Linked DNA regions of Homo sapiens: region 1 is linked to region 2. A link is a loop called in an ENCODE intact Hi-C map of the cell type or tissue named here. Cell type or tissue: adrenal gland. All regions are shown on one strand. Links, peaks and the distances in the headings refer to the core of each region. The heading gives the core; the rest is flanking DNA. Region 1 has its middle 36 kb from the start of SOCS5. Region 2 has its middle 40 kb from the start of LINC01118.

What was found. A loop is a pair of places that touch in the nucleus more often than their neighbours do. Peaks named below come from ENCODE experiments on the same cell type or tissue, not always from the same donor. Only the 100,000 strongest peaks of a DNase experiment are listed, where the experiment ranks them.
Region 1: it touches region 2 in a loop (2.5-fold over the local background); 56 of 110 quality-filtered maps call a loop at or near these places.

The regions. Positions count from the first base shown.
Region 1 is chr2:46,661,553-46,664,474 of GRCh38, reverse strand. No RefSeq gene overlaps it. Among named protein-coding and RNA genes, the nearest start is that of SOCS5, 36 kb to the left of the region's middle. In adrenal gland, for the core only: a CTCF peak has its summit at 1,410 (motif pointing right); a DNase peak (open chromatin) is centred at 1,374; H3K27ac peaks cover 722 bases.
Region 2 is chr2:46,775,123-46,778,044 of GRCh38, reverse strand. No RefSeq gene overlaps it. Among named protein-coding and RNA genes, the nearest start is that of LINC01118, 40 kb to the left of the region's middle. In adrenal gland, for the core only: a CTCF peak has its summit at 1,089 (motif pointing right); no DNase peak of the experiment used is centred there.

The DNA.
Region 1 (2,922 bases), core at 117-2,616, 110 kb after region 2:
AGTTGGCCCTGGAAGTGCCAGTGACAGGTAGACAAGCATCTCAAGGTCAATCTCAGCTTTGATTTCATACCAGGTTGAGCCTGAGGTTTCTAATCTGGCAGGCAGAGCATAGCCCAGGGAATTTGAAAGGGAGTCGGAGCTCAGAAAGCCTCTGGGTGGGCAGATACCACAGGGACGGTTGACCTGTGGGCTGCAGGACTCAGCAACCAAGTTTGGGTATAGACCGACACTCCAGTTCAGGAACGAAGACCAACAGCAGTAGAGTCTCCTATCATGGGATCATCATTCAGAGTGGAGCTCTAACCTCAGCAGAGGATTTAGGTGCTAGGCAGAATAATGAGCTGAAATGTCCAACATCAAGGTCAAAGCCTCAGGAGAACATGGAGAATGTAGAAAGAGCTATATATAACTCAGGGCCAATATGCACACCCAGTAGTCACTACAAAGGCCTCAGATCTCCAATTCATTTACCAGCAATAACCCTTGGACAGTAACATAGACACCAGGTGCTTAGGCACCTGGCTGTGGGGCATGACCTGATTCTAAGCCCCACTGGTTGGTGGGTGAGTGGGCTGGGCTAGGCTATTTCTGTCCTGAGCCAGCAGGGCGGGCTCTGTTGGACTAGGGAAGGCAGAGGAAGAAGAAACCATGCAGGGAATGGTAATCTTCAACCATGAAGGATAACATGTTTATTATTAGAATAGCAACTCCCTGGCATCCTGGCCAGGTACCAGCCGGATGTGGTGGAGAAAGCACCAGATTAGGAGTCCAGAAGTCCCTGTTCTAGTCTGGCTTTAGCCAGTAACCAGTTGTGGGTGCCTGAGCATGTATTTTCATTAACTGTTGGGCTTTTGGGCTTCAGTTTCCTCATTTTTGAAATCAGGAGGTTAGATTAAATCACTGGTTTTCAAAATGTGATCCTCAGACTGGCAGCACCAGTGTCACCAGGGAGCATATGGGAAATGTAAATGATCGGGCCCTGCCCCAGACCAACTGAATCAGAAACTCTGGGGGTGGAACCCAGTAACCTGTGCTTTAACATGCCTCTGGGGGTTCTGATCTACAACAAGGTTGGAGACTCAATAGGCTAAATAATTTCTAAGTCATCATCTGTTAGGAGAGATGAAATCAATCTCTCCGTTTCTCTAAGTCTTCTCTCTCTCTCTTTTCACACACACACACACACACACACACACACACACACACCCCAAGCCACATATAACTTGGCCAGTAAGACAACCCATCTTCTAAAATCTTGCAGTTAAAAGCCCCATGAGCAGGTCTTGGCTGCATGTACCAGAGACCCAGCCCACAGCTTCTTTCTCCTCAGCCTGTCCCTGAAACCAGAGCCTGCCTCTGCAAGGGCTACATTAGCGTTCTAGCCAGCAGGAGGCAAAGTGTACAATAAATTCTTGTCTCTTCTACCTCCTGCCCAATTAGCCAGAGGTAAGATAGGAAGATTTACTTTTTCCACAAGCAAGGTCACAACCTGAAGTCGTAATAGAAGCCAGTTTCCATCCTGGCTCTCCTGAGGCTGCGGCAGTGGATTGGCTGACACGCAGATGGCTCTGCCTGGTAGCAGGGATTTAATAGGCAAAGCGATGCAGGGAGGAGAACTGAAAGGGAAGAATAGCTGTGCTAAGCCTGTTGCCTTCTGGTTAAAAAAATTTATAGATCTATTTATAACCTGCCTTGCTCCACAAAGGATTTGAGGCGGCTGCCTTCTTGTTGGGAATTCCTTGATGCCAATGCTTGGCATCTGATACCATGGACTTCCTGGCCCGCAGCAAGGGGCCAAGTCTTCCTTGTTCAAGAAACCTCTGTGGAGGATAGAATGGCTACTCCTCCCAGTCTGTTGTAGAATATTCATCTTCCTGCTCATCCCCTTCCTTCTGCCTGCCTCCCCTCGGAGAAGATATGGTCACCATGATCCTGTCTGGTTTTTGTTTTTAAATGATATAACCTGACTCCTAGCTTTACATTTTTCCATTCAGGCCAAATAAACAAGATCCGCAAGGAAAATGTTCAAAAGCCCAGTTTGAGGAGTGGTTGTCAAAGGTCTACACATAAAGGGAATTCTTCACCTTTCCTCAGTGATTTATTGCTATGGGAAATATGCCAACCGATCAATCATCTGTTGGATACATACTCTGAGTTGATTTGGGTTGGCAGGGGGCATGGAAATAAGTTAATACATATTAAATGCTTAGAAGAAAGCCCAGCCCATAGTAAAAGCTCAATAAGTGTTATCTTAAATGAACAACAAAACCAAACAACTAAAATAAACCCCAGTAATGAACATGGATTTGTACTGAAACCACCTAAATTCCCTTTGGGAAAAAGCAGGCTGGAGCTATGGATTCAGCTAGGTTTGTCTCTTTGTGATACTAATTGATCCCTGTGAGTCTGAATTCCCAAATCTGGCCTCTTTTCCATTTTCACTTATCTTCTTAGCCTAGCGTAATATTTAACAATTAAGTCCTTCCTAGCTTTTTTCCAATTTCAGAATAAATAATTCCATTTCCTTAATAAACCTCCCAAAGGAGGCTTATGATAAAGGTTTAGTACCTTTGTGATGTCCTTGGGCCACTAGGATAATAGTAAGCAGAGACTGCCACCCATCATGTTTTGACATTGGCTGAGCCTACCTACATGGGGTGGCCTTGCCCTGGACTGCAGACGTGCTGTGGTCTCTGACACTGCTTTGCATGGTCTGGCCCCTACTCTGCCCCAGCATTGCTGCACCGGCATTATTGATCTGCACGTAGATGCTCATCCCTGCCCTTGCTGTTTACCCATGACACTGCCTGCTCAGGCCCTTTTTGGAATCTGATAAATCATTTAAAAAATTTCACAGGGAAGAGTTAACAGCAAAGAATAGACAAGATACTTCTAAAGAAGAAAAAAGGACTTATCCTGACA
Region 2 (2,922 bases), core at 117-2,616:
GTGGTGCAATCTCAGCTCACCGCCACCTCTGCCTCCTGGGTTCATGAGATTCTCCTGCCTCAGCCTCCCCAGTAGCTGGGATTACAGGTGCGTGCCACCACACCCAGCTAATTATTGTATTTTTAGTAGAGACAGAGTTTCACCATGCTGGCCAGGCTGGTCTCAAACTCCTGACCTCAGGTGATCTGCCCACCTCGGCCTCCCAAAGTGTTGAGATTACAGGTATGAGTCACCGCGTCCAGCCGCAAAAATTAATAATTGAGGAGTAGGATGTGCACCTTTTGTATTCCCTTTAGTACCTGGATAGTATGGGTGCCTGATATGTACTTATGAATTTTTACATTGAATCAAAAGAAATTGCTTTTAGAAGGAACGCTCAAAATGTAAAGTGATTACATTCCAACCATATGCAACACTTCTAATTGCTGCGGTTTCCACTTGAATGATCATGAAATGATCTGGAGAAGCAACATGTGGAAATTTAAATCCATTCATTTATCAACAGCAAAACAGCTATTTCCAACTTTTTTTTTTTTTTTTTTTTTTTTGAGATAGAGTCTTGCTCTGTTGGCCAGGCTAGAGGGCAGTGGTACAATCTCAGCTCACTGCAAACTCCGTCTCCCAGGCTCAAGCAATTCTCCTGCCACAGCCTCCTGAGTAGCTGGGATTCCAGGCGTATGCCACCATGCCCAGCTAATTTTTTTTTTCTTAATTTTTAGTAGAGACGGGGTTTCACCATGTTGGCTAGGCTGGTCTCGAACTCCTGACCTCAGGTAATCTGCCCGCCTCGGCCTCCCAAAGTGTTGGAATTACAAGTGTGAGCCACCACGCCCGGCCTATTTCCAGCTTTTTAACAAGGACTGAATCAGGGCTTCTAGACTCATGCTGCAAAGGTAGAAGGATTTAATGGATCAAAATGAGAATTCATGGCTCTTGAATTGTTAACCTCTGATATCTCTTACTTCATTCAAAGCGTCAGCAGCTCCTGAAATCTAATTTTAGGTTCTACAAGGTGCATCAAATAAAGAAAGTGTAATAAGCATATTTAAGACAATTTAAACTCATTTAAAACTGATGGCTCCCTAGACCAGTGATTCATCAGATGTAGCCTGGGGACTCCAGGGGGCGCTAAGATCTTTTCAGGAGGACTGTGAGGTCGAAACTATTTTACAATAATATGAAGACATCATTTGTTTTTCTTACTTTCATCCTTTCTCAAGAATATGGTAGAGCTTCCAGAGGCTACATGACATAGGATACTTTGTTCTGGCAACAAGTGCTTTTTGTATTCTTGTGTTTTTTAGAATTTTCTAAGGTGGTAGATTTAGAATATATATATGTGCATTTTCGGAGATTAACTCAGTTTGTTCTTAATACTTTCACTGCAGTATCTATCTTTCATTATACCTGCTATAATTTCTGTGACCTCATTATTGTCCAATGTATTGTTGCTTTGAAATCCCGAATTTCCCTTGCATCTATTTGAAAACTCAACAACAAATAATATACTGTGTTGTTTTGCAATATTTTAAATTTTTTTCAAAACTTCATAAGTTTTAAAAAATTCATCTAAAACTGTTATTGCTTTAGAGTTCAATATTCTAAAATAAAGAGAAAAGTTATTTATACAATATTTTTCTTATCATTAAGGATAGATCACTGGCTTAAAAACAAAAGATGAGAAGGCTTGCTTTCTCAATTCCCACATGTAGCATCTACATATAAGATGCTGACATACCTGAACCTGAAATATCAGAGTTCCCTGACTCATGGAAGGGCGGATCAACTTCAAAAAAAAAAAAAACTGGATGAAGAAATGAAAACACAATGAAAGATATCTTCCCCTCCCTTTGTGGATGCTAATAATTCCCCTTATTGTGTCTTATGCAACAAAACAATTTCAGATTGTCATTTTGAGACTGATAAGAGTATAAAGGAAAAATATTTTTAATGTACACAATATGAGCTTTTTAAAAGCTAAATATTTCTTCATGTTTTCAAACTAGAAATGAAAAAGACACCAAAGCATCCTACAGGGTGAGTTATCATATTGCATTGGCTGGAAAAGTACATATACTAGCTGAATGACAAAGCCTTACACAGTTGACGTTGCTCAATGCCTGCTGAAGGACAAGTTAGTAAAAGAAACCAGTGCCACTTCCCCAAAACATGGTACCTTGTCAAATTTCGGATTTCACTATAAACATGAAGACTAATATACCATCTGCAGAATTGCACTTGTACTTTCAAAATGGACACATCTACAGATATGACTGTATTTGTTATTTTTCTTATTTTTGTTCTTATCAGCCCCACTTAATGATTGAAGATATTACATAAATGCTTGGCAACAAACACATGTGCTGAAATAGTCAAAGTGTTGAATAACTTTTTGAATCTTATGATTTATCCTGATACAACTGTGTTGAAATGTGCATGGATGGTGCAAAAGCAATTGTCAGCAAAAGTCATGCCTTAGCATCAATGAAATCAGTATACTAGGAGTTAACTGTTACTGCTATGGCCTGGCAAAAGCAAAAGCAAGCCAGCTTCACTCAAGAATATCCTGGGGCCAGGCATGATGGTTCATGCCTGTAAACCCAGCACTTTGGGAGGCCAAGGCTGGAGGACTGCTTGAGGCCGGGAGTTTCAGACCAACGTGGGTAACATGGCGAGACTCTGTCTCTGCAAAAAATTTCAAAAATTAACCAGGCTTGGTGGCGCACACCTGTAGCCCCGGTTACTCAGGAAACTGAGGCTGATCATGCCACTGCACTCCAACCACTCTGTGTCAAGAAAAACAATAGACAGTATTTGTTGCTAATGATAAAATCTGAGTTTTCAACCAAAAATTGGAATTTGGGGGAAATTTGTATCCAATATTATGAGTTTCCCAGTACTTAAGGATGAGATCAGTGGTGC